Regions from separate parts of the Homo sapiens genome. Here regions 1 and 3 are each linked to region 2. The links are chromatin loops, found by intact Hi-C in ENCODE. Cell type or tissue: ascending aorta. All regions are shown on one strand. Links, peaks and the distances in the headings refer to the core of each region. The heading gives the core; the rest is flanking DNA.

Region 1 (10,834 bases), core at 2,801-7,800, 230 kb before region 2:
GAAGGATGGATGAGGCCTGGGATGCAATGGGCTCATAAAGCACTGACTACCTGGAGTCCGTGAGAGCTCTCATTTCCAGTAGGAAGTTTCACTGTCTCCAGGGCAAATGAAGGATATGTGGACATTATACATTTTTTAAAAAATTTAAGTGCAAGCATTTTTGTTCTCCCCATTTATTTGTTCATTCATTCGTTTATTCAACTAACATCCATTATGTGTTCTTTGCTGCACGCTGAAGATACAAAAAGCATTAAGAAAGGAACTCTGTTTGTAAGAATCTCACAGTTCCTTAGGAGCTGGGTGTGGGATGTTCTTTGCCCCTCTAGATCTATTCTCTGCCCTTCGCCACCTTGCCCAGTGGCTCCTGGAAGCTGACTTTTCTGGAAAGTATCAACAGGGCTCCCTTGCCTTCCAGCTTCAGTTGGGCTCAGCCACTAGGAAGCACAAGAGGAGAGGAAGGGTAGCAGGAGAGGAAGGGCGGCAGAAGAGGAAAGTGAAGCATTGCCCTGGCTTCCTTCATGCCTGCTAAGGCTTAACAATGGCTGCACTTCCCTAAAGCCACAACTGCTGAGAAGCAGCCTGCTTCCAGAACTACAACCAGCTCTTCTGTTCCTGGCTTTTCCAGGCCCAGGGCTGACAGTGGCCCCCCACAGTGTAGCCTGGAAGTGCTTTATCACTCTTGGTTCTCCTTGACCTCTACATGGCCCCTCCATTAAGCTTTCTTTCATTTATTTCCTGTATGATGACATAACAAGGTTAGCTGGGCAATAAGCAAATATCCTATAGTGTCAAGTGTACAATGAGGGCAAGAAAGGATTAATCAGTCCTAACTGGGGGGGGGGGGGTCAGGTGAGGCTGTGGTCTATAAAGTCCTGTCCCTATTCACCCTTTCAATTGCATGCTGAAGTTTCTCTAAGAACATGAAATCAATCACGTTATCTTCCAGCAATGGCAGTGGAAAAATCTGATGACAACCCCAGGAAGAAAGTTCAATGGCCATGTGATTGACTATATAATGATGTTCCATTTATCTAAAAATAGTACTTTGCTTAACTTACACTAACGCACCTTACAGTTATGAGACACTACCTACTTAAAATAGCATACAGTGAAAGTAGACCTAATCTACCTCCTAGTTGAGTAGTAACAAAAATGTCTAACAGTTACTGAGTTCTCAACTAAACCTATAGTATTAATATGATAATTATGTATGGAATTATGCATATAGATATTATGTATAGAAGTGTGTCTACTAATTTCTTACAATGCCACCACAGAATAATAGTATTATTCCCATTTTATAGCAGAAGAAACTGAGGCTTAGAGAGAATTTAGTGACTTGCTCAAAGTCATAAAGCTAGTAAGTGGCAGAGCTGGGATTGTAATCCCATCTATCTCCATTATTAACCACTATGCTCCCTAATAAAAAAAAATTCTCATATCATGTGTTAGCTAAGGTAACATAGGATGCATTAACAGATAAACCCCCAAATGTCAGCGATTTACCATAACATTTATCTCTCACTCATATCAAGTCCAGTTGGTAGTGGTTCATGTGGGAAGAGTCCACTCTAGCTCAACAGTTCAAGACCCAGGTAGACAGAGGCTCTGACCTCTTCAACATGTACCTCCCATGTTGTCCTGAGTGCTAAAGTCCAGCCAGCAGAAAGAAGAGAGAGAGAAAGAAGATTTTTATGATTCAGGGGTGGAAATTCCAGACATAAATTCTACCCTTATTCCATTAGACAGGAATCCATTGTATGATTGGGAAATCAAGTCTAGCTGAGTGTCTAAAAGGAAAGAGAAAGGATTTGATAGACAGCAAGACTCACACTGCTTCCAATTATAACTCCCCAATTGTTCTCAGGTGACAGGAGGCTCTGTCTCAACCTGATGACCAGAGAATGAGATGAAGATCAAGTGGATTCCACAATATTTAGTTTTTGCTGTCAATATCATGTCAGTCAGGAGAACAGATAACACTCTAGGTCTTTCAAACAATGAAAATTTAATAAAAGGAATTTATACAAGGACTGAGAAGCCAAATAGGGAACTGCAAGACTACCCAGAGATTAGAGATACAGGAGGCCAGCACCATCCCCAGGAATTGAAGGTCACTAGGATGAAGTGGTGTCATCAGAGTCCCAAAGCTGGGGCTTTTCTAGTGGGAGATGCCCAGAAGGAGGGACGGGCTATTGGGCAGGGGGTGAAGCCACAAAGGAGACCCAACTACCAAAGAGGGAGGGAGAGAGAGAAAGAGGGACTCTCTTCCTCATTGCCCCAAGTCTTCCTTTAGAGCCTCATTTTGGCTTGTAAATTAAAAACAAAATTCTAAGTACCCCAACCAACTGAATGTACCCCTCTTGGCCAAGGAAACTCCAGAGAAACTGGTTTCCCAGCCATGATGAAACAGACACACCTCATTATACCTTTTCTAATTATGGAGAATTTCTGTAATGAGATTCTGTTGGGAGGTGGAGATTCACAACTAGTATGGGAGCTGAAGGGGACAGATACTTCCTTCTTCTTCCTGGAAGAAGAGATTGAACAGATGACCAAGGCTTAGCCAATTAGATGCTCCCACCTGAGGTCTCAACTCTTGACCACCAGAAACAACTGGAGAGTTTAGAAAGTATTCACAGCACCAGCATCCACACAAGGCAGATCCAGTGGGGCCCCTGGGCAGCTCCAACAGTCATTCCAGCAGGGTGTTCTGGCTGCTCATGCCAATCATGGCTGTCTGATCCCTCTTGGTTCCTACCTGTTTTTTAAGTCTCATTCTTCAAACTTCCCTTTGATCTATGAGCTATTCATTATCTGCTTACATTAATGGGTCATTTCTATTGCTTCAACCAATGCCTGACACATCTACCAATACTTCAACTCACTCCCTCCTTTGTCGTTCTTTTCACCTGTCTGCAAACTTCAGCCTTTGTTTTTTGACTGTGTCCCCTTCTTTGTTCCCACATCCTGACTTTGGATCATTGCTGGGGAAAAAAAATCACATTCTTCAGATTGGAACCAACTGAGAAGTTCAGGCTCTATAACCTCAGGCACAATCCTTCCAGGAATCCTTAGCTCCTCATCCCATTCCCCCAAAGAGCCACTTCAATTCTTAGACATTCTTCTCAAGCCTCACTTCCATCATCTCTTGCCCTCCTCATTCCCAAGAACTTGCAGCAAACAACATAACAACAAATAGCTTGTCTCTGATTCACAGGCAAACTAGAGACCATGAGATACAAACTTGACTGAATAAACAATCACTGTATGAAATCGTTGCAGCTACACTCATTATGTAACTAGTATCTTGTGCTTCTCTTTTTCACCTTAAGGTTATTTTCCCTAAAAAACTACCAAGTATTTACATAGACCACATACACTTTTTCTGCTTAGAGAGTATGTTAATATGTGTGTACTGTGTGTGTGTGTGTGTGTGTGTGTGTGTGCATGAACGTATGACACACGTTTCATCTTTTTGTTGGAATAAACTCTCCCTTTCTGTTTTTTTTATTTTGTCCTATAAATGGAGCAGCTATAACTGGTGTCATTTCTTTTTAGTTAATTCCTTTAGGATATATTTCCAAAATAGAATTATTGGGTTAAAGGGCATAAAGAATTTTTAGAGAGCCAGCTGCATAATGCGAATTTATTCTCCAGAAAGACGTAACCCTTCTGCAGTGGAAAAGCATATTTTCTTTTCCGATGGTGATGGTGTAGCCCTGGCTACACTGGACATTATTATTGCTATTAATTTTGTTTCCTGTTTTATATTCCTTTTATTCTATTGGCTCATAGACTCTTTTTCTATGAGATAATATACTATCTGTTGTTTTGGATCACCTGTAATCATCTACTAAATGTATTCTACCTGTAATTCTTACATGCATGTGCTCATTATGTTTGAATAATGAGGTTTTTATCAGATGTTTAGTGTATTTCCTCTACCTTGTTTACTTCTTTCAATATTTATTTTAATACAGCACGTGTATGGAAATTTTAGTTTGACTTGACATATTTGATCATATGCATTGCATCTCTGGTCATAGCCTGTACTTCTTAAAACTTCAAATAGGCTGGGCACAGTGGCTCACACCTATAATCCCAGCACTTTGGAAGGCTAAAGCAGGAGGATGGCTTGAGTCTAGGCATTTGAGACAAGCCTGGGCAACATAGAAAGAACTCTCTCTACAAAAAATACAAAAATTAGCTGAGTATGGTGGTGCCCACCTGTAGTCCCAGCTACTAGGGAAGCTGAGGTGGGAGGATCACTTGAGTCTGGGAGGCCGAGGCTGCAGTGATCCATGATAGTGCTATGGAACTCCAGTCTGGGCACCAGAGCGAGACCCCGTCTGAAAAAAAAAAAGAAAGAAAAAAGTTTAAAATACTTATTTCTCCTCCACAGCTGAATTACATTTGGTATGATGTTTTCAAAAGATTTTTTTTCATTAACAGTTGCCATGAAATATTTAACTGTTTGACCTATCTGAAATTCACTTCAAAATACCATATGAAATATGGATCAAATTTAATTTTTCTCCATGCTGTTATCTGTTTGCTTGACAATATTTATCAAACAGTGATTTATCCCCCACCCCCACTACCAGCACTTTTTAAAACTCCTGACAATGATTTTTTGATCCAATATTTTTCATTGTGCAGTCAAAGGAATTAATCACTGGAGGCAACTAATATAGGCCTGAAAGCTTTCCTTTGAGAAGCAGGGATTTTTGGCTCCAAAAATCCCACTGGTCAGCACATGGAAAGTTAGGCCTAAAGGGATTTAAAAATTATTTTGTTCAACTCCTCTCTTCTATTACAAATGAGGAAACTGAGGCACCAAGGAATTAAATACAGTACAAGTCACTCTGCAAGAGATGTGGGAAAATAATGGAGAATTAAGGCAAGTAACTAGAAATTAGGGACATGGATTTCAGATAAAAAATAAGCAAAAAAAATGCTGCTAATATATACTAATAATGTATAGAAATACACAGCTAATAATAAAATATAGCACTACTAATAAAAATATACAGCTAATAATAATGGCAGCTACCAGTAACCGAAGATGTACTGTAGGCCAAGCACTGTGCATCTCTTTGAAGGCCCATGCTGACTCGTTAGGATATGTATTATTATTCCCATTCCTGTCCCTAGTAATTTGCCCAAGGGCTGCCACCAAGTGGCAGGAAGCAGGTCCCAGCTCTGTTTCCCTGACTCAGAAGGAAGCATTTTTCCACTGCACCACACTGCCTCCCAGCTACCTGGTGATAAAAAGCAAGGCATGCCAACCAAGCTCCCACTGAAGAACCTACTCCATTAAAACAAAAACCAATCATCTACTAACTTCGTTTGAAACTGATTAAAAGAGCCATCCCAATTACTAAAATTGTGTGACCTGGGACAAATCAAGTGACCACTTTAGAACTCGATTAACTCAGCTGTCAAAAAAGGGCAACAGACAAGATGATCTCTAAAGTCTCTTTCAGTTTTAATATCCTAGGATTCTAATTTCCACTGTCCACTTTTCATTCTTCCATAAGTAATAAAAATAGGAAGAGTACAAATTTCAAAAAGAAGTAGAACCCATTTTGATTTTATTAAAAATATGTTTCCAAAGCATAATTTTAGGGCCAATAAAATTCTTTATGTGAATTAAGTTTAAAATGGTCATAAAAAAATGAAAATAATAGATTAACTAAACTATTTAACAATTATTTTAAACTAACATGTAATACAAAAAAACTGATTTAACAGATTATTTGAAATACAATGGTACTATAAGATGATATGGGTGAATAAATATTATGTTTGACTTAAGGTTAAAAAATAATAGTAATAATAAACAAGTGCCCTCTTAGTTAACAAGGAATACGTTTTATTTAAGTAGATTGTAATGCCTGGTCAAAAAATATATATTTATTAATTCCAAACTACTAATGCTATAACTTCAACTTTTCTTTTTTAGCAATTATTGACTAAATTGTAATTTTTGCTTACATTATTTTCATAGAATATTGTGTAATATACACATTAAATGAAAGCATGTGTTAAATATTCAGGCTAAACATGGTAGTCCCCATTAAATCTTAGATCTTAGTAGGTTTTTCCTTTTTGAAAAGAAATCGAATTCTGGAATGCTTTCCCATCACTGCTGTTAATACAGGCCAAAAGAGGTATCCCATGACAAGCATTTCTGTAGTTGTACCTTAAATCTTCCAAGAAAGGAGCCTAAGGTATCCCATATGTTGAAAAGAAATAGATATTAAGATAAAAAGGAAATAGAGATTTAAAAAAAACTAAACTAAGTCACATTATGAAATGGAAATTTAAAAATCCTTACCTGGAGTTTTCTAAAAATAAAATACTTTGTACTGAGTAAGAATAGACACAGAACACCAAACAAAATGCCTCTTCGTGGTGTGATTCTATGAGTTTTTAGTATTTTTTAAGTCCACATTTTTCTAGTCAAAATCTTTAGCAATATGAGACATATTGCCTGAAGAGGGCACCCTTTCCTTTAACACCAAAATCTATTTGCTAAACCCCTAATATGTAAACAAACCTGTGGGATAAAAGCACTATATCAACTTCATTTTCAGTAGCAACGCTGTTCCAAATTAAGTTAAATTTTTAGTCAAATATACATATATAAGCGTATATTATTTATATAAATAATACAGCTTCAAGCATGAGAAGAAAAATGACTCCTGTATGCCCAGGATTAAATTTAGGAAATAGAAACATTCCAGTAACTTGGAGGTTCCCATATGCTTCTCCCAGTGTACCTTCGTCTCTCATCCTTAAGGGAATCACTTTTCTGAATTTTGTCTTTACAATTCCCTTGCCTTTCTTTATAGCTCTGGGGTTTGTTTGTTTGTTTGTTTGTTTGTTTGTTTGTTTTGAGATAGCTGGAGTTCACTGGTGTGATCTCAGCTCACTGCAGCCTCTGCCTCCTGGGTTCAAGCAATTTTCGTGCTTTAGCCTCCAGAGTAGCTGGGATTACAGGTGTGAGCCACCTCGCCTGGCTAATTTTTGTATTTTTAGTAGAAACAGGGTTTCGCCATGTTGGCCAGGCTGGTCTCAAACTCCTGACCTAAATCTATCTGCCTGCCTGAGCCTCCCAAAGTGCGGGGATTACAGGTGCAGGGATTACAGGCTTCCCAAAGTGCTGGGATTACAGGCCGCCTCTGGCCTCTTTATAGTTTTATTAGCCATATATTGTTTAATTTTGCCTTCTTTAACCTTACTATAACTGTATCAGGCTGTATGAATTCTTCTGTGACTTCCTTTTTTGATCAATATTAAGTGATTCAGATCCAATCATACTGATACATGTATCACACTGATACTGGTACATGCATTTTTGGCACTGTGCAGTGTTCCATTCTATGACTATATCAGAAATTTTTACTTATTACCTATGCTTCCATGGTAGACTTTTTGTTTTGTTGCTGTTACAGGTAACACTGCTGTGAACTGTTATGCATGAGCCTGGCAGCACATATACACAACAGTTCCTTTAAGACAGAGATGGGCAAAGCATGACTCCCACAGGACGAACCCAGCCCACTGCCTGTTTTGGTATGGCCCACAGCTAAGAGTAACTTTTACATTTTAAACGGGTGTAAAAAAAGAAAAAGGAAGAGAAGAGTGTTTTGTGACATGTGAAAATTATATGAAATCTAAATTTCAGTATCCACAAATGAAGTTCCATTGAACACAAACACACCTAGTCACTTACATGTTGTCTATGGCACAGATCTCCGGAAGCCCAAAACTTTTATAACACTATCTCAGCTTTTACAGAAAATGTTTGCAGATCCCTGCTGTAGGTTAAAAATGCCCTAAGATGGACATTTGTGTTTCAGGTGTAGAGGGGAGAGTGAGTGAACAGGGAGGGGGTCTTTTGTCTATTGGTCTCCCTGGACTGAAGAGAGGGAGAATAGAAACCAAACACTAGGATTCTCAAAATGGTTTATTACCCAGAACTCTCTGTCTGGGTCAGTCAAGAACCATTTTCAAACAAGGAGATGGAGGGAATTTTTAATTTTTAATTTTTTCTTTCCATCTTCTAAGAAGGTGTTGGTACTCTGTTTCCCTGAATGTTGTTCTCTAGACTGGATTGATTTGTTTTCCTTGTGTCTTCAGTGCAGTTTTCTTCCTCAATGGTGTAGGTTGAGTGAATGCTGCCGTAGTGTGTGAGAGACTAGTGTCTCACCAGCTGGCACTTAAAGACATACAGTCACAGTAGCGTGACTGACACTCATAGACGTGCGGTGACAGTAGCAAGAGCAATCACAAAACTGTAATTTACTTACCAAATTTCTTCTTTTCCATTACCTCGCCTGCCTGTTTAGAGAAAGAGAAAGAATAATTTTAAAGGGATTTTGAGGTGTCTTTTTGGATCCTTATTGTTTCAAAGGGAATTTGGTGGGGCGGTGGGGAGGCAAACTCTTTTTAAATAAATTCCCTCTGAAAAAAAAAATCCAAAACACTGGCATCTGAGTAGGAATATGAAAATTACGCCTTTTCCAAAAATTAAGAAAAAATGTCTTTACAAAATAAGAATAATTTTTGAAAGGTAGAACACTCTTTTTTATTGGCAGTTTTGATAAGCAAGGCATAGATTTTACATTTTTGTCCTTGCTTCCACTGAAATGGGATAAACAAAAATAAAATACCATCTATTCATGGAATGTTGTGTTAGCCAGTCTGAAACCCCATCCTAATTTTTATATAGCCATCTTTTAGCTCTTCCTTTGACAGAGCAGGCCTTGTTTGGAATTGTTCTGCTTCTGACTGTTAAATATCTGTAAACCAAAAATAAAATTCTAAGCCCCACCCGCCCCCCAACCATCTGAATGGACTTCCTGCCAGGGCACTCTAAAATTTATCCTGAAAGACTGGTTCAGGCCGTGATGGGAAGTGGAGGATAAACAGGCCTCATTGTATCCCTCCAGCTTTAACATCAACACAGACCTTAAGTCTGAAAAGAAACATTTACGATCCATTCTCTCTGAATCCTGCTACCTGTAGGCTTCATCTGCACACTAAACTTTGGTCTCCACAACCTCTTTCAACCAATTACCAATCAGAAACTTTTTAAATCTACCTACAACCTGGAAGCCCTCGCCTTCCTGCACGTTTCAAGTTTTCCCACCTTTCTGGACCGGACCAGTGTATATGTTAAATGTGTTTGATTGATGTCTCATGTGTTCCTGAAATGTGTAAAATCAAGCTGCGCTCCAACCACCTTGGGCACATGTTCTCAGGATCTCCTGAAGATTTATTCTTATGTGCAGAATAAATCTCTTCAAAGATTTTAGAGTTTGACTCTTTTCTTTTCTTTTCTTTTTTTGAGACAGAGTCTTACTCTGTTGCCCAGGCTGGAGTGCAATGGTGTGATCTCGGCTCACTGCAACCTCTGCCTTCAAGTGATTCTCCTGCCTCAGCCTCCCGAGTAGCTGGGACTACAGGTGTGCACCACCACACCTGGCTAATTTTTGTATTTTTAGTAGAGACGAGGTTTCACCATGTTGGCCAGGCTGGTCTCGAACTCCTGACCTCAGATGATCCACCTGCCTTGGCCTCCCAAAGTGCTGGGATTACAGGTGTGAATCACCTCGCTCAGCCAAGTTTGACTCTTCGTCAACACACTGATGACCCATGCACTGCACATCTTCGTTCTCTTCTTGCTTCCCCATTGGCCTGAGTTTCTTGTGCATTCCTCCTCTCTTTCCTTTGTTAGAATAGGTACATCAGCTGTGCAAATAGAGAAAAAAAAACAGTATTCCGCACCTGTGGCATTTATGTAGAGTTGCAGTTGTGTACTGTGGAAAATGCGGGCTTTTGTAACAACGTGAGCTTTACTAATGCACTCATGACAAGTACCCAGTGTATTTTAGCTATTTTAGTAGTATTTGTTCAATAAATATGCAAGCTATAAGGTAAAAACAAATAAATAAATACCTAAGATGGAAATAGCAAAACATGAAGTACGTGCTTTCTTTCTTTTTTCTTTTGAGACAGTGTCTCACTCTGTCACCCATGCTGGAGTGCAGTGGCGCCATCTTGCTCACTGCAGCCTCAACCTCCCGGGCTTAAGTGATTCTCCTACCTCCACCTCCTGAGTAACTGGGACCACAGGGACATGCCACCATACCCAGCTAATTTTTGTTTTTTCGTTTTTTGGGGGGTTGTTTTGTTTTGTTTTTGTAGAGACAGGGCGATGTGGTTTGGCTGTGTCCTCACCCAAATCTCATCTTGAATTGTAGCTTCCATAATTCCTATGTGTTGTGGAAGTTACCCAGTGGGAGATAATTGAATCACGGGGGCATTTTCCCCATGCTCTTCTCATGGTAGTGAATAAGTCTCATGAGATCTGATGATTTTATTAGTGATTTCCCCTTTCACTTGACTCATGCCACCATGTAAGACGTGCCTTTTGTCTTCCGCCATGATTGTGAGGCTTCCCCAACCACGTGGAACTGTGAGTCCATTAAACCTCTTTTCCTTTATAAATTACCTAGTCTTGGGTATGTCTTTATCAACAGCTTGAGAACAGACTAATACAAAGGGTTTCACCATGTTGCCTGGGCTGGTCTCACATTTCTGGGCTCAAATGATGCTCCCACCTCAGCCTTCCAAAGTGCTGAGATTACAGGTGTGAGCCACCATGCCCAGCCCTGAACATTTTTTATTTCCCTTGTTTTCCAAAGTGACTCTACCCACATATATTCCCATCACCAGTGTATGAGCATTCTCAATGTTTTCGTGGTATATGCAGAAAAAACACATCAGCTATAGAAATAAAGAAACTACTCTTCTGTGT
Region 2 (10,834 bases), core at 2,220-7,219:
AGTCATTGGTTTCATTTTAGACAGCAGTGCCAGCTAATGTGCTTGAAAATCATACATTTCAAAAAGGTTGTAAGGAAAAAGGTGGCTTTGCAGTTTCCTGAGTCTCCTTATAAAATAGAATGGTAAATATTTTCCTTTGTTCAGTCTTTCCTGGAGGGGAATTTGTTTCGGAAAAAGTCCTCTACATGCAAATTTTCATAAGGGAAATGTAATTACCGTTGAAATTAATGGTACGTGATTACTTAGTTATTAAAACATACCTTATTTAAGGATCATGTAAATGAATATTAAATCAAAAAATGGAACTCTAACAGCTATAAAGAAATCACTAATAACTGTGTAAACGATGCTGGAGGTTATCTCTACTGTAAACAAGCTAATTTTGAGCACTCTGAGAACTTAATGCCAGATGGGCATGTGGGCATACCACACTGCAAAGCCATATTTTTATTTATGAGCGTTTTTGAAATGTTTCATTTTCAAACATATCTAGCTGGGCATGTGTTAGGATGACCCCATGATGCTCTGTTACTGGGTGAATATACTAAATCCAAACTGATCATCTCAGGATAAGAATTGCTGTGAAGCCAATGTGGAGCTAGTAAATAAAATATCTCCAAGTCTAATTCTCCTAATCTATATGAGTGTGTTTCAGGGAATGACTTAATTAAATACTGACTAGATAAATCAAGTAGATTTATACTCAGTAGACATTGATAATTCATTAAGTAACATGACTTCACAAGTTAAAGGTTAATGGTCAGAAGAGACTCTTTTTACTTTCTGAAGAATATATATCAGCTTAGTTGGATTTTGCATGGTTTTAAAATGATGTTAGACTGTAGTTTTAAGATGTTAGACTGAAAACTTTAAGTTTTAAGATGTTAGACTGTAGTGTCCAAGTGAGTTTTAAGATGTTAGACTGTAGTGTCCAAGTGAGTGTTGTCTTTTTAAGTAGTTCCCTTAGGAGACCATGGGCTTTCTCAACATTCTGGGATGCATCAATCAGTGTTGGAAATTGATTTATTTATTTATTAATTTTTTTTAAGAGAAAGGGGCTCACTCTGTTACCCAGGCTGGAGCACAGTGGTTATTCTAGGGTGTGATCAGAGCACATTTCAGTTGCGAACTCATGGGCTCAAGCAATCGTCCTACCTCAGCTTCCCAAGTAGCTGGGACTGCAGGTACATGCCACCTTGCCCAGCTGGCAGTTTATATCTGAATTGCGTTTATGACAATTTATAAGCCTCTTATAGGTTAAGAAACATGTAACTAATTTAGTTTTGTTACTTTTAACAGGCGATTAATTATTTTGTAATATTCTTTTATAAATTGAAGTATGACATGCATATAGAAAAGCAAACAAATCAATGATGTATAATTCAGTGAATTTTTATAAGGTATATACAACTGTGCAGCCAGTGCCAAGATTAAGAAATGGAGCATTTCTGGCCAGGCGCGGTGGCTCATGCCTGTAATTCCAGCACTTTGGGAGGCCAAGGCGGGCGGATCACCCGAGGTCAGGAGTTCAAGACTAGCCTGGCCAACATGGCGAAACCCTGTCTCTATGGCAAATACAAAAATTAGCCAGGCATGGTGGTGCGCACCTGTAGTCTCAGCTACTCGGGAGGCTAAGGCATGAGAATCGCTTGAACTTGGGAAGCAGAGGTTGCAGTGAGCCAGGATTGTGCCACTGCACTCCAGCCTGGGGGATAGAGCGAGATGCTGTCTCCCCCAAAAAAAGAAAGAAATGGGGCATTTCCATTGCCTCATAGTCCTGTTTTGTGTCTGCCTCCAGGTAACCATCATCCTGACTTCTGACATCATAGTTTAATTTTGAACAAGCAAGTAATTTTTGATGGCACAGTGATGTTACCCAATTCGATTCCCCATTATTTTCCTAAGACTTATCTCTCTGACTAATGAATGTTCATAAAGTTAAATCACCTTTAAGAAATAATGATTTGGCCCAGAGCAGTGGCTCACGCCTGTAATCCCAGCACTTTGGGAGGCAGAGGTGGGTGGATCACGAGGTCAGGAGATCAAGACCATCCTGGCTAACACGGTGAAACCCTGTCTCTACTAAAAATACAAAAAAATTAGCTGGGTGTGATGGCGGGTGCCTGTAGTCCCAACTATTTGGGAGGCTGAGGCAGGAGAATGGCGTGAACCTGGGAGGTGGAGCTTGCAGTGAGCCCAGATTGTGCCACTGCACTCCAGCTCCAGCCTGGGTGAAAGAGCAAGACTCCATCTCAAAAAAAAAAAAAAAAAGAAAGAAAGAATTAATGATTTGCTACTATCGAGGATGGTGAAGTTGCATGGGAGATTTTAGGGAGGTGACACCTCACTAATTGTATTTCAGAATTACATTAAGGAAAGATTTGTTTCTTGATTGTGTATAACACCATCGACGTTTATTTCTCTGCTTTAGTGACTTCTGTATGATGTTTAACAAGCTCCATGACGCAGTCTCTGATTCTTAATCAGTTTTTAATGAAAAACAACTGTGGTAGTATACTGTTCCCAGTTGGTCTAATTTCCTTCTTTTAAAAGTGTATTTTGAGGGGAAAAATATATTAATACTCCTCCTCTTACTATATGATTAGCCCTTTAAAATATTTTGAAATAGATGATGATGAAGAATTTCTCCAAGCACAATATACATTTTCTTGTGGAGATAGCCAGAAGGTTTAATTAAAGACACAGGAGAAGAAAGAGTGGGCCAACCATCAGGCGCCTGTACCTGCTCAGAGGCCTCATAATTCCTGTCTGTTTCCCTGGATCATTTTTTTTTTAATAGACTTAATTTTTTTTAGAGCAGTTTTAGGTTTACAGGAAAATTGGGTGAAAAGTACAGAGTTCCCGTATTAGCTTTCACTGTCCCCCACCCCACAGTTTCTCCGATTTTTAACATATCTTGCATTACTGAGGGTTTCTTCATTATAATTGATGAGCCAATATTTGTACATTGATATTAACTAAAGTTCATGGTTTACATTTGGGTTCACTGTTGGTGTTCTGTATTCTGTGGGTTGTGACAGATGCTTAATGTCATGTGCCCATCATTACGGTATCATACAGAATAGTTTCACTGCCCTAAAAATCCCCGTGTTCTGCCTGTTCTCCCACCTCCTCCCTAATCCTTGATCTTTTTGCTCTCTCCATAGTTTTGCCTTTTCCAGCATGTCATGTAGTTGGAATCACACAGTAGCCTTTTCAGACTGGCTTCTTTTGCTTAGCAATATGCACTTAAGGTTCTTCCATGTCTCTTTATGGCTTGATAGCTTATTTCTCATTGCTGAATAATACTCAGTTTTATAGATGCACTACAGTTTCTTTACCCATTTGCCGATCGATGCACATCTTAGTTGCTTCCAAGTTTTGATAATTGTGAATAAAGATGCTGTTTTCAGCTCATTTGGGTAAACACCAAGGAGTGCAATTGCTGGGTTATGTGGTAAGAATGTGTTTAGTTTTACAAGAAACTGCTGGCCTGTTTTCCAAAGTGGCTGTACTGTTTTGCATCCCCGCCAACCATAAATGGGAGTTCTTGTTGTTTTGTGGACATTTGGGCTCAGTGTACCCATAACCCTTTGATCTAGCAGTGTTAAGTTGGGATTGTGGCATTACTGCCACTTTCCTTTTTGAGAATCTAATGCCCACTTTCTCCAGAGAAATCCACTTTTTGCATATAACTTGTAAAATTTTGTAATATTGGGGTTCACAGCCTGGAGTCCAGGTTGAGAGTGTCTGCTGTAGCCTCCAAAATATTTAATATTTCAGTCCGAAATTTGAAAGAACAGGAAGGCCTCAATGAAAACAAACCCTTCTAATCATTAACTATCCTTTCCTTAAGTAACAAGAACAACTTACCTTTAATCTTTTTCGTTAAGAAAGGACTGGGTTTCTTTAAGAAAGGACTGTCAGAAAGTCTGGGTTAGTGTTACCTTTGCTTTGAATGCTTATTATGTGCAGGGTAAAGTTGCTTCCTTAGTTAGCTGGGGAAGAAGTGACCAAGAGTGGTGTTGACCCAGATTCAGATCCTTGTGTAGTTGATCCATTTATGTCACTGAATTTGTTTTAAAGAACAGTCTGGAAATTTGGAGTAGGGAGAGGGGAGGAACAGGCAATGGATACTTGTCAACATAAAAAAAGATGTATTTTCAAAATTTATAGACTAAAAACTTTGTGTATCCCAAAACAATTCATTTTACTTTCTTCATATATGATAAAATCATACATTAAATTAGGTGGACTTTAAAAAAATTCACTCTGGCATTTCAAATCCAAAGCATTTGGGAGCAGGAGGAGACCATAGAGTTTCCTCTGTGCACCATCCTCACTTCAGCAGACAGGGAAGCTAGAATTAAGGGGCTTGGCTTCACACTTCTCGGCAGCAGCCGGAACCTACATGTCCTGACTTCTGGTCCAGTGTGCTGTGCCACGACCCTGTCTAAAAGTTAAAAGGCATAGAGAGAATTTTTTTTTTAAAGAAAGAAGAAAGAAATGTACATGCCATGAAGTTTTGTATGGAAGGGGGTGCCCCATGGGGATTCCACAGAGTGCTTCACGGTGAACACATTCGACATAGGAAATTATGACACTGAATCCCGTTGCTGTTTTCCTTGCCCGTTCCCTAAGAGTTTGTCAATGTTTGGTCATCATGGCCCCTGACCTTTGGGTATTTATATGGATTTTGTGTTTTTCCTCTTGTTTTAAAAACTATTTATTTGTTAAACATTTTGACTGTGTCTCTATCTGATATTAAAGATTCATTTTTAGATGGGAGGACATCAGAGATGAAAAGCTAAATCTGGCCCACTGGCTCCACTGTTCCTTTTTAAAAATTCTCTCTACTTTTAGGATCATTGGTGCCCCCTGGTGAGATGATTGAGTAAAAGCACTAGTTTAGTGGATGGAAGCTGTTAGCATTTAAAAAGACGGCTTAGCAATATTGTTGACGATTAAAAATAAATCCTGTTTCTGATTTTTGTTTTAAAGAAATTGAGACCGAGAAATGAGCAGCGAGAGAATGAATTGATTATTTCTTTTCTGAGATGTTTATATGAAGAGAAACAGAAAGAACACATCCATATTGGGGAGATGAAGCAGGTATGGCATTTTTGTCTCTTGTAATTGTTGCCAAGTCTCTGCCAAGTCTCTGTATAAACAACGTTTTGAGGATTTTCTGAAACTCTGATACCTTTTTTTCTCCCTATGTTTTATTTTCCTTTGTTGCACATAGAGGGGAAATTTGGGAGTGTTAGACTATGTATGCTTGAGAAGATAAGAAAAGTTTCTGCCTGCACCATAGTGGAGGCAGAACAGTTGCTCTAATAAGAGGACTGGCTTAGAGCAGCAAGAATTGAGTGTAAGAGTGGATGCCACCAAGATGAGCTGCTTGGCTTGCAGGGAGCTGGTTTGTCACCTCGCCTTTCTTCTTTGTAAACCTGGAAGGACATTGCATGGCTGCCTTTGGAATTACAAAAAGTACCTGAACGTCCTTTGTGATATAAATGCTAGGTCACAAATCAGATACAATGTTGGCAAGCCTGACTTATGTGCTATTCAGGTTAGAACTTGGATTAATTCCATTTTGCATGGTGGAAATACAGAGTCTCCCTCCCCTCCTCCACTGTCTACAGCCTTATTTAGCTTTTCTCTTTGTGGGGTCTCAAGGCAGAAGCTGGGGCTCTCTGCAGATCTCTCCCTTGGAAGATCTTCAGGTTTGGGAGTCCCTATGTTACATGGTACCACAGACCATTTCCTTTGTCTTTTGGACTCCATGTGAGTCCATTCATAATGAACCATTAATAGCTTCAAAACATACACATTTTATATTTGCTAAAGTTACCTGTTGGCCAGAAATCTAGAGAAAAATCAGTGAAGGATGTACAAGTTTCTCAGTTTCCCAAAAGTATGTTCCCTTTTTCTTTTTGAACACTCCCCACGTACGTGTTCCAAAGACACTTGTGTGCTCAGTGGTGTGCCCTGTCCTACGGCAGCCTTTGCGTCTGGACCCTAAACCAAGTGTGCAGTTTTCATGGGGTGTACACTTAGCAAATCTCCACATAAGGTTTCTACCTTCTAGGTGGCTTTGGCAGTCACGTGCCTTCCCTGAACACTTGGGCTGGTGTACAGTGTCAGCCACGGTTTCTAATCTCATTGGCCAGCCATGAGGTCCTTTAGCAGTGACTCTAACATGAGTATATGACCTGTGTTTTTTGGGGTTTTGACTTGTGGTCTTGGTTTGTAGCCATTCCTCCCTTCCCAACCTGTACCCTTAAGATAGCATTCAAGTTCTGTGTCTCTCCTGTTCATTTTTGGATGGACCAGTTGGTCTAAGTTTTCAGTTAATTCTGGAGTTCATTTTTCAGCCTATTTCTTTTCTCTTTTCCACTCCCTTTTTCCCCTCTTGTGCCACTGATAGCTTTTTCCCTGTTCTGATTTTCTTTTATCTGAGTCAGTCTGACTTGTTCCAACAGGAAATTGATAATTTTGAAGTAATTTATAACTGCTAGAAAGGGGAATGAAGCATTTACGGTGGATGGAAAGTCTTCTTTTACTAAACATTTTGAGCATTTATGGTGAATGGAAAGTTTTGACCTAACTGCAGACTCATTTTTATGGACCAGCATAATATTTTTATGATTTGGGCATAGATCATCCAATGGAGAAATGTGTTTAATGTTTTTTTTTTACCCAAAAAAACATAAGAGTTCAATGTAGAAGTGACTGAGCCTTACAAGCAGAACTGGCATCTGTGTAACACTTTTACTAGGGGTTTCTAAACATCATGAACCAGACGGCTCATGTCTTCGTCTATAAAGAAGCTGCCCTAATCCCCTGATGAGGTTGGTGTACTCCAGGCTGGACACTCTCATGGGCTCTGAGGAGTGGGTTTTTCAGAGCAGCAGCTGCTTTATAGACCCATTAGGCACAGCCTTGAGATTCACTGATAGATCCTTTTCATGTTTTCTGCTATCAGTTTAGCCACGTGGATTTCATTACCTTCTTGTTGCACCTAAAAATTTCTAAAGCTTTTGAAAATGTGGGAAGATGTGACATAGACCGTGGTAGGATCATGGCTTTGACAAAGAACTTCTCTGGCCACAGGACTTCAGAAGCGGACAGAGGACAGTGAGCGCTTCTCTCAGTGCTGTGCGTGTCAGGGTCGGCAGGGAGGCCATATGCGCTTTTCAAAGACCAAAAGAATAGTGCTGGAGAACTGTCAGAGGAGTTGTGAAATAGAAAAAACCCTGAATGAGTCTTTTGATCTTATAGAACAGGGTTCAGTTTGGGCAAGACTTATACATTAAGTTAGAGGCTGTCACGTTTTAGTCAATGGACTTGTCGTTTCCACCTGTATTCACAGAGGTGGTACAAAAATTAGTATGAAATCAGCTGCCACTTACTGAATGTTTGCCAAGTGCCAGATAGAGTTCTCATTCCTTACATAAATGACTCCATTCATTCTACAAGTTTTTTGAGGTAGGTGGTAAAATACCCATTTTATAGATGAGGAAATGGGGAAGAGCAGTCAAGCAGTTACTAGTGAGTAGTGGAGCCACTTTGTCTGATGTCTAAGTACTTTATCTTAATTATTGTGTGTTTTTTTAAGGAGCTTAACAAAATTTAATGCTATATAACTACTTACTGATTTTCTTGGGTCTGTTTTCTAGTAGATAAGATTTTCTTTCTTTTTTTGTGACATTTTATTATGAAAAATTTCAAACATATAGAAAAGTTGAAAGAATTATACCATGAGCACTCATATACCCACCATCCAGATTTTACAGTTTTAAAGACTTTGTTAATTTGCTTTATCATATATTTATCTATTAGTCCACCTTATTTTTGCATGCCTTTCAAATTAGGTGATATCAGTACCCTTCATCCCTAAACACTTTAGCATGTATATCATTAACTAGAATTTAGTGTTTGCTTCCAATTTTGGGGAGATTAAATTTACATATGGTAGGTTATGCAAATCTTAAGTGTACCATTTGTTGAGTTTTGACCACTGCTGCTACATTCAGGTAGCTCAAACCCCTATCAAGATATAGAATATTTTCATCCTGCCGGGCGCAGTGGCTCACGCCTGTAATCCCAGTACTTTGGGAGGCTGAGGTGGGCGGATCATGAGGTCAGGAGATTGAGACCATCCTGGCTAACACAGTGAAAGCTCGTCTCCACTAAAAATACAAAAATTAGTCAGGTGTGGTGGCGGGTGCCTGTAGTCCCAGCTACTAGGGAGGCTGAGGCAGGAGAATGGCATGAACCCGGGAAGCGGAGGTTGCAGTGAGCCGAGGTCGCACCACTGCACTCCAGCCTGGGCGACAGAGAGAGACTCCCTCTCGGGAAAAAAAAAAAAATTTCATCCTACCAGAAAGTAGCCCTATATTCGTCTTCTAGTCAGTCCTCACTACCCCTTCCCCCAGGTAACCACTGTTTTGATTTTTTTCACCTTAGATTAGTTTTGCCTGTTCTGGAATTTCTTATAAATGGCATCATACTCTTTTTTTTTTTTTTTTTTTTTTTTTTTTTTTGAGACAGAGTCTCACTCTGTCACCCAGGCTGGAGTGCAGTGGCGCTATCTTGGCTCACTGCAAGCCCCGCCTCCCAAGTTCACGCCATTCTCCTGCCTCAGCCTCCTGAGTAGCTGGGACTACAGGTGCCTGCCACCACTCCCAGCTAATTGTTTATATTTTTAGTAGAGACGGGGTTTCACCGTGTTAGCCGTGATGGTCTCGATCTCCTGACCTTGTGATCTGCCCACCTCGGCCTTCCAAAGTGCTGGGATTACAGGTGTGAGCCACCGCGCCTGGCCGGCATCATACTCTTTGAGTTCTGGCTCCTTCCACTTAGCATAACGTTTCTGAGACTCATCAGAAACGTTATGCTACATTGTTGCATGTATTAGTAGTTTGTTGTTGCATGTATCAGTTGCTTGTATCAGTAGTTTGTTCCTTTTTGTTCTGTGGTATTAATGTCAAGAGTTTCTTTCTCCATTCTCCTTCTGAGCTGCTTGATTATGAATAAGGCTGCTGGTAGATACATTGTGCCAGCCTGGGATGGTGAGTTCTGAACTGAGAATTTCAGTATAGCATCAGGATTTAAAGCTTGAATACTTGAATCCAAACTTTCATGCTTAGAGTTTACCCCATCTGTTGAAGGATGTGCAATATAATGACTGCAATAGAATTCACTGTGGAGCCTCCAAATTAGAAATTATTGTCTGTGAGGGCCAGGCACGGTGGCTCACGCCTGTAATCCTAGCACTTTGGGAGGCTGAGATGGGAGGATTGTTTGAGGCCAGGAGTTTGAGACCAGCTTGGTCAATATAGCGAGACCCCCATCTCTGTTTTTTTTTTTTAAAGAAATTATTGTCTAAGAACCAGTGTCATCTTCCAAGGAGAAACTTCTAGATACTTGTTTTAAGATAAATAAGAAACAAGTCATTTCTAAATGTGAATTATTTTTTAAATGCAATTTTTTAAACATTTTATTTTAATTATGGCAATAGACGTGGAAAAGACTCTTTTTTGATAGTAGGGGAGAGCAGAAGAAACATTGAATTAAGTACACAGAGATTCTTCAGACCTGCTTTAAAAACACATGCATACAAATGCACTTCTGTCTCTTAGGATCTACTAACTGATGCTGCTTGCTTTAGTCTTTTAGCTAATATTTTCTTTCTTTCTTTCTTTCTTTTTTGTTGGAGACAGAGTCTCGCTCTGTCGCCAGGCTAGAGTGCAGCGGCACAATCTTGGCTCACTGCAACCTCCGCCTCCCGGGTTCAAGCGATTCTCCTGCCTCAGCCTCCTGAGTAGCTGGGACTATAGGCGTGCGCCACCACGCCCAGCTAATTTTTGTATATTTAGTAGAGACGGGGTTTCACTGTGTTGGATGGGATGTTCTCCGTCTCTTGTCCTCGTGATCCGCCTGCCTTGGCCTCCTAAAGTGCTGGGATTACAGGCGTGAGCCACTGCGCCTGGCTCATATTTTCTTTATATATCAAAACAATTCAGCTTGCTTCACTTTTATGAAAGCTTTATTATGAGTTTGAAAGCAATTCTGCATTTTCTTAACATTGTAACTGGTGTTGAGTTGAAGGCAGGCCCCTGGGAGCCCTTTGTGGGCAATTCCCTTCACTCTGGAGGCTGCCTCGAGCCTGGACAGGCACTTACACTTGGTCAGTGATTGCACAGAACCGGTTGCAACAGATTCTGTGCACCTCCCTGTGGCGCGTAGCATTTAGCAGGCACTTGGTCACTATTTGCTGAGTGAGTCTGTTACCTTAGGCGTGTATTTCCCGTGGACCTGCCTGGGGATCATTGCTCATTCACTCATTTTGAACAAGCCAATATTACATGTCCAGGGTACGCTCTATAGTGTGAAACACAAAGGTAAATGATAGTTCCCCTTCTCAAAGGAATTTCTAAGGTAGTAGCCATTCTTTTGATGCATATTCTCATTCTCATAGAGAGTCCAATTATGGATAATTGGACAAAGCTGAATGTCGCTTTTATGAGAATCCATTCTTTCTCTTTTATGCTTTGAAAAATGTGTAGCATTCATTAGTGAATTAGGATTTCATTATTCAAAGAAGACATAAGGTCTTCGAACAGCAGATGACTGAATAAAATAATACCTAACAGCAGTAGAATGAGGGGAGGACATATTCAAGGAACATTTTATGCCCATTAGATTGGCAGAAATTTTTAAAAAGTGACAATACCGTATAAAGGTGAACTTTCCTATACTGATACTGGGAACATGAATTTGTACCATTCAGGGAAGAGAAACTTGATAATATCTGGTGTAGTCTGAA
Region 3 (10,834 bases), core at 2,664-7,663, 430 kb before region 2:
CAAAAAAATCCATTTCTAGGTCCAACTCATTCTTTTCCATTCTCCAAAATATTCCTAAAGCTATGGAGAAAGGTAAACCTCAGAATTTACATAAATCAGGAAGAGTTCACAGGCCACAGAAGGTCCATAGCCTCTACTCATCAGCCGACGTGCTGCTCTCTCTGTCTTAGATGTTGATGCTTAGAAAGGAAACAAAAGCTTTAAATTACCAATTTCTGAAGACACAAGATCTAAGGTCCAAGGTTTTCATGGCATCAGCCATAAGCCGGGTGACAAACCATCAAGGACTGTTGTGGTTTTTAAATTAAAATTTACAGGGGCTGGGTGCCGTGGCTCATGCCTGTAATCCCAGCACTTTGGGAGGCCGAGGCAGGCGGATCACTTGAGGTCAGGAGTTCAAGACCAGCCGGGCCAAAATGGCGAAACCCTGTCTCTACTAAAAATAAAAAAATTAGCCAGGGCTGGTGGTGCTCGCCTGTAATCCCAGCTACTTGGGAGGCTGAGGCAGGAGAATTGCTTGAACCCAGGAGGCAGAGGTTGCAGTGAGCTGAGATCGTGCTGGTGCACTCCAGCCTACATATATATATACACATATATATAAAATGATATGTAATATATATATATCATAATATATATATATATATAACTCCTCCTATAGCTACTTTTCTGCAAATAACTGCATTAGTCATGAGTTCTTTTTGTTGGTTTTGTTGGTTGGCTGCAAATGACAGAAACCCAAACTAGATAACAAAAGAATTTCCTTGAATGTTCTGTTCTGGGAAACAAAGTGCAACTCTGTCTCAAAAAAAAAAAAAAAAAAAAAAAAAAAAAAAAGTTTATAGGAAGAAAATATATAGAGAAAAAATCTGCAAAGACATTACTTCAAAATAATTTGCCAAATATTAACGTAGAAATTGTATTCAGTAATTAATTTCTGGGAGCCAACAAGTTATGGGTTTTGGTATTTTGTTGTTGTTTTTAGTATTTTTATAGGTATGACTATAGCTTAACATTTTCAGTACTGCTATGTGTTAAGCACCAAATGCAGTCAGCCTTGTTCTAAGTACTGCACGTGAATCATCTCACTGAAGTCTACCGTGACGCCATGAGCTATAGGTATGATTGTCCCCATTTCACACATGGGAAAATGGAGGCTCAAACAGCTAAATAACTCATCCAGAATCACACAACCAGACAGTGGCAGAATCTCAACTGAACCCAGACTGAACAACAAACCGGTGCTTTTTTTTTTGAGATGGAGTCTCGCTCTGTCACCCAGGCTGGAGTGCAGTGGTGTGATCTCAGCTCACTATAACCTCTGCCTCCCAGCTTCAAGCGATTCTCCTGTCTCAGCCTCCCGAGTAGCTGGGATTACAAGCGTGCACCACCATGCCCAGCTAGTTTTTTGTATTTTAGTAGAGACAAGGTTTCACCGTGTTGCCCAGGCTGGTCTCGAACTCCTGAGCTCAGGCAATCCACCCACCTCACCCTCCCAAAGTGCTAGGATTACAGGCGTGAGCCACCGCGCCTGGCCCAAACCTGTGCTTTTAAAGGTGACATAATATGCCTCTCTGTGGCAACATCCATGTTGCCATTAGACAAAGATAAGGGCTGAATCAAAATGTGAGACAACCCAATTTTGTATATGTAAAATTGTATGTATTGTCAATTGGGATTAAAAGGGGGTTTTGTTCTGGTTCTAAGGAAGATTGTAATAAAGAATAGAAAAGTTAGTCAAGGCCTTGTAACCATAATAGGTCTGCTGCCCAACGTGCCGCAAGTCAATAGCTGAGACACGGGGTTGCCGCAGAGCAAGAGGTTTAATGGGAGGGCCGCTGAACGAGGAGATGGAAGGAAACCTCAAATCTGTCTCCCTGAGGAGTTTGGGGCTAGGCATTTTAAAGGGTTTGGAGTAAGCCTAAGTGTGGTGATAGTTGATTGGTCGAAGAGTACAGGGTGAAGTCATGGGACAGGGTGATGAAGAAACTGTATTCTCATGCTGATCCCATTTGTCTGGGTGGGTTGGCTGTCAGCTGTTTCACTGGAATTTGGGGGAAAACACCTTAAGCAATTCTAACAAAAGCTTTATGATTCTAATGTCAGAAATCCTATCTATAGGAACAATGGGGATGCACATGGCCAGGATCTAGTGCTACTACAGGACTTTTGGTGACAAGGAAGTGGGCCAAAGTACAGCCTGATTAATGCTTAATCCAGAATTCTTGTTAACCCTGTGAGGACAGCTTCAGCTTTATCTGTAAAATCTCTGAGACTGTCTACTGTCAATGGTATTTTTGCGGCAATCGTAAGACCATGAATTTCCTTTCCCTACAAAGGTTGAGGCAGATCCAGGGGCCATATGTCCCCACCCATGAACCACCCCTACATAGCTTAAGATTCCTTTCCTCAGTTTCATCATCTGTATAGTGGAGGTGATGGCTAGGCCCCTCTCTCGGCCATAATGAGATTTAAATGAGATAAAAAGTGCTTAGCACGTACCCAGCACAAAGTAAACAATAAATGTTAGATGTAATTTTGTCCGAGTACAGTGGCTCACGCCTGTAAACCCAGCACTCCGGGAGGCCGAGGCAGGCGCATCACTTGATGTCAGGAATTCAAGACCAGCCTGGCCAACGTGGCAAAACCCTGTCTCTACTAAAAATATAAAAATTAGCCAGGCGTGGTGGTGCACACCTGTAATCCCAGCTACTCTGGAGGCTGAGGCAGGAGAATTGCTTTAATCCAGGGGGCGGAGGTTGCAGTGAGCCAAGATTGCGCCACTGCACTCCAGCCTGGGTGACAGAGCGAGACTCCATCTCAAAAAAAAAAAAAAAAAAAAAAGTTAGATGTACTTTTATTATCCAGCGAAGGTCACTGGCCCACTTCTATGAGTAACACTCAATGCTTTTTTAAATAACTAGATCTTTGTTGCTACCCACCAAAGCTGTATGAATCACTTCTAATAATACTAATTTCTAAACTGGGTAAGTTCTGTTCTACCTACATCATTAATAATCGTCTAAAGGCAAAAATGCATCTTGGGGGCACTTCAATTTTAGTGTATTTTTATTCTCATTATCTTCATCATTTAACAATTGTAGAACACACGGGAATTTATCCTTTGAACTTTAAGTCACATTGCATTTGAAGTGAATATTTATAGCATTAAAATTGACCTTTCTTTTATCTTTCCTCATGCCCCAAATAAGATTTTATAAAATAAAATGCATTTTTAATACAAAACAGAAACCATGGAAGATTTGGGAGGGTTGATTGGTTATTTTGGAGAGGTTGTGTCTGGCTTGGGTTTTATTTAGTATGGATTTGTGCGTGTGTGTGTGTGTGTGTGTGTGTGTAGTTTTTGTTTGATTTGGTCAACACTAATATTCATCTGTAATAAGTAAACCCATATATTTTTTCAATTTGGGTATAATGTTATGATTTCAAGAGTATTTTGTCTATGATTTCTCAGCTAGATTAACTTAGGAATGAAAATAAATTGAGTTACTTTTAAACTCACTGAGATGCCTATGCTACATGCACATCTTGTCATAAAAGGGTTAAGATAAAATTTCAGCCTGAACAAACAGAGGAAGAGACCATGCTCCTTAGCTGGTAGATCTGGGTTCATTCAACATCAGTCAAGGCAAGAAAGTCATTCTTTCCAATAAGGCAGTTGACCTGCCATCAGGAGAACCTCAGGCCCCATAGGCTTTGCAGTTACATCTTGTACCTGGTTCCGCCCCCAGCCCACCTTCGAATGTTATAAACAATATGGCTGTGGCAGAAACATCAAAAACTAACTCTCAAAAGGCAAAATCCCCATCATTTATTCCACTACAGAGGGTTGGAACTTGGCATCTCTGTGGCCAATAGATTGTTCTGTTTCATCTGAGAGACCACTGAGTGAGCACTGACTGTGCCTGGCCTGTACTAAGTGCATTACACATCTGAGCTCATATGATCCTCACAACCACCCTAAAAGGCACATATTATCTTCATTCTGTAGTTAGAAGACGGGGTCCAAAGAGTTTAAGGTCACAGACAGCAAAGGCATCTGAATGCCAAATCTGTGCTCTTATCGGGAGCTGTAAGAATGAGCCCTGTGCCAATCCAGGAAAGATGGTGAAAGGAAATTCTCCTGAAGCAATAAAAGGAAAAGGGTTTGCAAAAGCATTTCACAACAGAAACCGCACCATGGCCAGGCCTTCTGGCGATGGAGTGAAGGCAGCTCTAGGAAGTCTCAGCTGCAGGGCTGGATGCCAGAGCTTCACTTTCCATGTGGCTCTATAACTCCTCCTATAGCTACGTTTCTGCAAATAACTGCATTAGTCATGAGTTCTTTTTGTTGGTTTGGTTGGTTGGTTGCAAATGACAGAAACCCAAACTAGATAACAAAAGAATTTCCTTGAAATGTTCGTGAAGTTCAGAAGGGCAACTAGGCCTTGGGGACAACTGAATCTGGGGCTTGAAAGCAACCAGGCTGGGCACAGTGGCTCATGCCTGTAGTTCCAGCACTTTGGGAGGCTGAGGTGGGCAGATCGTTTGAGCTCAGGAGTTCGAGACCAGCCTGGGCAACGTGAAAAAAACCTGTCTCTTTGAAAAATACAAAATAAAGTAGCTGAGCATGATGGCCTGTGCCTGCAGTCCCAGCTACTTGGGAGGCTCAGGTGGGAGGATTGCTTGAGCCTGGGAGGTCGAGGCTCTGGTGAGCCATGATTGTGCCACTGCATTCAAGCCTAGGTGACAGAGTGAGACTCTGTCTCAAACCAAAAAAAAAAAAAAAAAAGCAACCAGCACTGCCTGTCTTCCCTCCGCACATTCCCTCCCTTTCATCACACCAGGAAAGAAGACTACACAGCAGGAAATATGGTCTTCACCAGCCCCTAGCCCACAGCTTTAGCCACCAGAGCAATAAACCATTTTTTCCAGCCCATTTGCTGGAGAAAATGGTTTATTGCTCTGGCGGCTAATGCTGTACCTTTAGCCATGGGAACCCTCATGGGCTTCCCCATGAGGCTATGGAACTCTGTGGCTCAGTTCCACAGCAAGCAACTGGCCGGCTCAACTCGACTCAGACAAAGTTGTGTGTGCTGGACCAGTCACAGCCACTCTGATCAGCCGTGGGGGATGGACGCATGTAGACCCTTCACCAAGTTACCAAACATGCCGCTTACAGCAGTCGCGCCCTCGGTAGGGGTGGATGAGAAGACAGAGGATTTGCAGGCATTTTTCTGATCCTTAAAACTCCTGTGAGACAGGTCATTTTACAGATGGCATTGAGGCTCAGAAAGATAAGATACCTTTCTCAATGTCACACAGTGGTGAGTGTGGGGCTCAAACGCAACAGCAAAGGTCGTGCCTACTTCTCTGAGACCACACCACTTCCATGACAGCATTCAGCGCGCGGGGTTCCCTCCAAAGCGGAACCGAATCATTCTCACCAGTATCCAGGTAACACCTGCAGTGACACAAGCTCCCAGGTGAGAAAATGGAGCGTCCGATGAGAAAAACAATAAAGACAAACTGGCAGTGCCAGAAAATCAGTTAGAAAAAAACTAGACTTGAACCTTTACTCTCACAAAATAGCTAATGGTAGTCTTTCGTTTTTAAAGGTGGGCTTTTGTTTATTTATTCATTCAGCAAAAAATCACGAGTACTTTCTGCAACACCAGGGCTTGAAGGAAGATACAGCACCAACCCCCCAACGGCCGTGCAGTTCTCCGATTCGGCCAGCAGAGGGAGCGAAGGGCCAGCTCTGTGGGAGGACCTGCAGAGCTGGACACCAGCTGAACCGCGTGGGCAGCCACACCACCCCCTGGCCACGCCACAAAATGCCCAAGACAAAGAAGTCCCAGCTGTCCTTTAGGTGTTTAGAGCTACAGTGAGGGTACCCTGGGGAGATCTGAGAACAGTCCTGCAGCATGGTTCTGGGAAGATGAGGAGAGGAGGGAATCCTTGGGTAGAACCAACATGCCCCACCCAGACTAAAGGGTCGGAGGATCTAAGAACTGGCAAGTCAAACCTCAGATACAAAACATAGTCCTCTTTGACCACACAACACGCCCTCAGTGATACTATGCACTAAATCGCGCGACGCCATTTCCAAGCCCCCAACTCTACTGTCCTCAGTGAGACAGAAGGAAGGGTTCCCCGCCTTTTGGGGTGGAGGAAGCCTGGATGTGAAGACAGATTTGAAAAAGAAGTGCAGGAGCATTCAAGACCATGGGCAGGCCCCCTGGCAAATTCACCCAGGGGGCTGGTGGAGACTATATTTCCTGCTGTGTAGTCTTCTTTCCTGGTGTGAGGAAAGGGAGGGAATGTGCAGAGGGAAAACAGGCAGTGCTGGTTGCTTTTTTTTGTTGTTGTTGTTTGTTTGTTTGTTTGAGACAGAGTCTCACTCTGTCACCTAGGCTTGAATGCAATGGCACAATTATGGCTCGCCAGAGCCTTGACCTCGCAGGCTTAAGCAATCCTCCCATCTGAGCCTCCCAAGTAGCTGGGACTGCAGGCACGGGCCATCATGCTCGGCTACTTTCTTTTGTATTTTTCAAAGAGTCAGGGTTTTTTCACGTTGCCCAGGCTGGTCTCAAACTCCTGAGCTCAAGCAATCTGCCCACCTTGGCCTCCCAAAGTGCTGGAACTGCCAGGGTGGGGAGCTTGCTGAACCAATTGTTCAGGGCCAGCGTTGTGAGGCTAGCGTCCGTCACCATGGGGAACAGAAGGGTCATATGTGCCACATTGCCAGCTGCCCACTACTCCCCTAATGAGCCAAGAAAGACATGAAAGCCAGTTAGTGACCAAACGTCCCCATTCTACATTACACATGTACTAGAGGGGATATCAAAAAGGCCAATTAACCAAAAACTAAGCCCGTCGTCCCCAAGTGACCCCTTTCAACTATAAATCGGGATTGGAGGAATTCTAACATCCATCCTAGTGCACACATTCTGAGTTTCTGGTTCTCATGTTGTGACTTGGTCACAAATGACCAAATCAACCTTTCCACTTCCTCAGCATAAGCTGTTATTGATCATCTTGTTTTCAAGGACATACACACGCGCACACACACACGCACACTCCAAATCAGAATCCTATGAGGTACCACACAGAGTGAAGTTTGCTGTCTATACATTTTAAAAATCTCAACCAGGATATGAAGGAGAGATGGAATGCAGATGGTGACAAATGACTCTGTGTTACAAATGAGTCACATTACCATGCAGAAGCGGGTGGGGAACAAAGGAGCTGACTTAAGAAACTTTGGCAAATACAGTTTTGACAGAATACTGTAAGGCTAAAAACAAGAACCACACACACACACAGACACACACAGACACACACACAGACACACACACAGACACACACACAGACACACACATACACACAGACACACACACAGACACACACACACAGACACACACACACATACACACAGACACACACACAGACACACACACACACACACAGACACACACACACAGACACACACATACACACACAGAGACACACACATACACACAGTACTTCAGTTGGAAAGTGTGTTTCTCACAGTAATATATTTTCAAACTACTTAATATGTATGCTAGTGTTGAATAAACATGTAAAAATATCATAGATAATAAGAGCCAGGTTTCCTCACTGTTGGAGAAGAAAGTTACAAATAAGGAAAGCAGGAAGCTTAGAACGAGTACTATGGAGCAAGCCTGGAGTCAGAAGTAGCAGTGTGGGCACATGCTTTTGTTTTACAGATAGATACAAAAAATACATAAAGATGTGTGTATCCGCATGGGTTGGTGTGTGTGTATGTATATATGTGTGTACAGGGGGCCTAGTAGCTGTGACATCCCAGCATCAATGAGGACACCTAGTCCTCTTTATTTCTAAACATCATTGTCCAATAAAAGGAACCAGGGCTCCTTGGGTTAGTGGTTGATTTCAGGGCTGGGGCAAGGAAAATACAAGACAAGATGAACCTGGAGAATCTTGTGGTGCCAGAAAGTAATAAAGGGCTTTCAAAAAAGAAAGGACCTGTAATCCTAGCACTTTGGAAGGCTGAGGTAGGTGGATCACTTGAGGCCAGGAGTTCAAAACCAGCCTGGCCAACATGGTGAAACCCTGTCTCTACTAAAAATACAAAATGTAGCCAGGTGTGGTGGCGTATGCTTGTAATCCCAGCTACTCAGGAGGCTGAGGCAGAAGAACCACTTGAGCCTGGGAGGCAAACGTTGCAGCGAGTCGAGATTGTACCACTGCACTCTGGCCTGGGCGACAGAGTGAGACTTTGTCAAGAAAGAAAGAAAAAGAATAAAGAAAGAGAGAGAGAGAGAGAGAGAAAGAAAGAGAAAGAAAGAAAGAAAGAAAGAAAGAAAGAAAGAAAGAAAGAAAGAAAGAAGGAAAAGAAAAGAAAAGAAAGAGAAAGGAAAGAAGGAAAGAAAGAGAAAGAAAGGAAGAAAGAGGAAGGAAGGGAGGGAGGGAGAGAGAGAAGGAGAGAAAGAGGAAGGGAAGGAGAGAGGGAGGGAGGAAGGAAGGGAAGAAGGAAGAGAGGGTAGAAGAAAGGAGGAAGAGAAAGAGAAGGAAGGAGAAAGAAAGAAAAAGAAGAAAGGGAAGGAAGGAAAAAGATGCAAGAAAGGGGAAGGATGGAAGGCAAGAAGAAGGAGGAGGAGGAGAAGGAGGAGGAGAAGGAAGGAAGGGAGAGAGAGAAAGAAAAGAAAGAAAAAAAGGAGAAAGAAGAAAGAAAGAGAAAGAAGAAAGAAAGAAGGAAAGAAAGAAAAAGGAAAGAAGACAAGAGAAAGAAAGAAAGAGTGTGTAATAGGTGGAGGAAGGAGAAAAGTAAAGGATGGAACCACATCAAGGGACATGGGCACCAACCTGAAAGGGCTCCTACCACAGACATAGCCACTGCAGCCAGGATCCACCAATGGTTGGTGTGGTGGGTTGAATGATATCCCCCACAAGACCTGTTGATGTTGAAGTCCTACCTTCTGAGACCTGTGGATATGACCTTATCAGGAAATGGGTTCTCTGCAAATGTAATCAAGTTAAGATAAAGTCATACTGGATTAGGGTGGACCCTAAACCCAATGCCTGGTGTCCTTGTAAGAGCAGAGGACTCCCTCACACAGGAAAGAAGACACAGAATGCCAGAATTGCCAGCAACCATCAGAAGCTGGGAGGGAGGCATGGGCCAGATTATACCCCAGAGATATCAGAAGGAATCAACCCTGCAGACACCTTGACTTCAGGGTCTGGCTTTTTAGACTGTGAAAGAATACACTTCTGTGTTCTGGGGCACCCAGGTTTTGGTAATTTGTTATGGTAGCCCTAGAAAACTCATACAGATGGTAAAATTAATGTGTGAAAGTTTAAGCAGAAATAAGATATTGGCCTAATCTCTAAGTATCTCCCATCTAATATTCATTAATTACAAAGGGAAAATAGTAACTTTACCAAAATGAAACCTGGCAGACACCACCTTGGGCAATGATGAAGATTGACATCACGGGTAATATGTACCATCACGTTCCTGACATGATTCAATGGGAAGGGCACATCACCTGTATGGTGTCCCTTCCCTTATGCAAAACCTCCGTCTAATCACAAGAATCAGCTGAAACACCTAGGTTGAGGGAGAGTCTACAAAAGAACTGATCAGTACATTCGAGTGTCAAGATCACGAAACACAAGAAAAGACTAAAGGGCAACCACAGATCAGAGGGGACAGGATCCAACAACTAAATGCAGTGGGTGATCCTGGAACAGCAGGGGGACATTAGTGAGACAATGGATGCAATCCAAAGAACGTTGTGGTTTAATGAATGGTACTGTACCACTGTTAGTTTTTTAGTTGTGATCACTTTTTTATAGTTAAGATGGTAACATACGGGGAAATGGAGGGAAGGGTTTACATGAACTCTGTACTGCTTTTGCAACTCTTCTACAAGTCCAAAATTATCTTCAAATTTAAAAAGCAGTAACAGGCATACCTCATTTTATTGCACTTTGCTGTAGTGTGCTTTGCAGATATTGTAGGGTTTTCTTGTTTGTTTTTGTTTTGTTTTTTAATGAACCGTACGTGTGTGGCAACCCTGCAAGTCGAGAAGGTCCATCAGCACTTTTCTTTCTTTTCTTTTTTTTTTTTTTTTTTGAGGTGGAGTCTTGCTCTGTCGCCCAGGCAGGAGTGCAGCGGCACAATCTCAGCTCACTGCAACCTCCTCTTCCCAGGTTCAAGCAATTCCCCTGCCTCAGCCTCCCAAGTAGCTGGGGATATAGACACGCACCACCACACCTGGCTAATTTTTTTCTTTTTTTTGTATGTTAGTAAAGACAAGGTTTCACCATGGTGGCCAGGATGGTCTCGGTCTCCTGACCTCGTGATCCGCCTGCCTCGGCCTCCCAAAGTGCAGGGATTACAGGCGTGAGCCACTGCGCCCAGCCATCAGCACCACTTTTCCAACAGCATGTGCTCACTCATGTCCCTGTGTCACATATGGGTAATTCTTGAAATATTTCAAACTTTTCAATTAATTATTATTATATCTATTATAGTGATCCGTGATCAGCGATTTCTGATGTTACTATTGTAATTGTTTTGGGATGACATGAACTGTGCCCACATAAAATGACAAACTTAATCTGTAAATGCTGTGCATGTGTGTTCCAACTGCCCGACCAACCAGCCGTTCCCGTCTCTCTCCCTCTCCTCAGGCCTCCCTATTCCCTGAGACAAAATATTAAAATTAGGCCAGTTAGTAACCCTACAATGGCTTCTCACTGCTCAAGTGAAAGGAAGGGTCACATGCATCTCACCTTAAATAAAAAGCTAGAAATGATT

The links. A loop is a pair of places that touch in the nucleus more often than their neighbours do. Peaks named below come from ENCODE experiments on the same cell type or tissue, not always from the same donor. Only the 100,000 strongest peaks of a DNase experiment are listed, where the experiment ranks them.
Region 1: it touches region 2 in a loop (9-fold over the local background); 100 of 110 quality-filtered maps call a loop at or near these places.
Region 3: a loop joins it to region 2, with 5 times the contacts of the local background. A loop is called at or near these places in 69 of 110 quality-filtered maps.

What each region holds. Positions count from the first base shown.
Region 1 is chr4:37,797,052-37,807,885 of GRCh38, forward strand. No RefSeq gene overlaps it. Among named protein-coding and RNA genes, the nearest start is that of PGM2, 24 kb to the right of the region's middle. In ascending aorta, for the core only: CTCF peaks have their summits at 5,218 (motif pointing left) and 6,504 (motif pointing right); no DNase peak of the experiment used is centred there.
Region 2 is chr4:38,030,587-38,041,420 of GRCh38, forward strand. It overlaps TBC1D1 (TBC1 domain family member 1), which reads left to right. Exons shown (of 22, transcript NM_001396959.1): 8 at 5,002-5,112. Among named protein-coding and RNA genes, the nearest start is that of PTTG2, 76 kb to the left of the region's middle. In ascending aorta, for the core only: a CTCF peak has its summit at 4,884 (motif pointing left); a DNase peak (open chromatin) is centred at 4,872; H3K27ac peaks cover 770 bases.
Region 3 is chr4:37,597,451-37,608,284 of GRCh38, forward strand. It overlaps a transcript of RELL1 not described here. Among named protein-coding and RNA genes, the nearest start is that of RELL1, 84 kb to the right of the region's middle. RefSeq lists an enhancer at 9,431-10,070. In ascending aorta, for the core only: a CTCF peak has its summit at 5,730 (motif pointing right); DNase peaks (open chromatin) are centred at 4,229 and 5,751.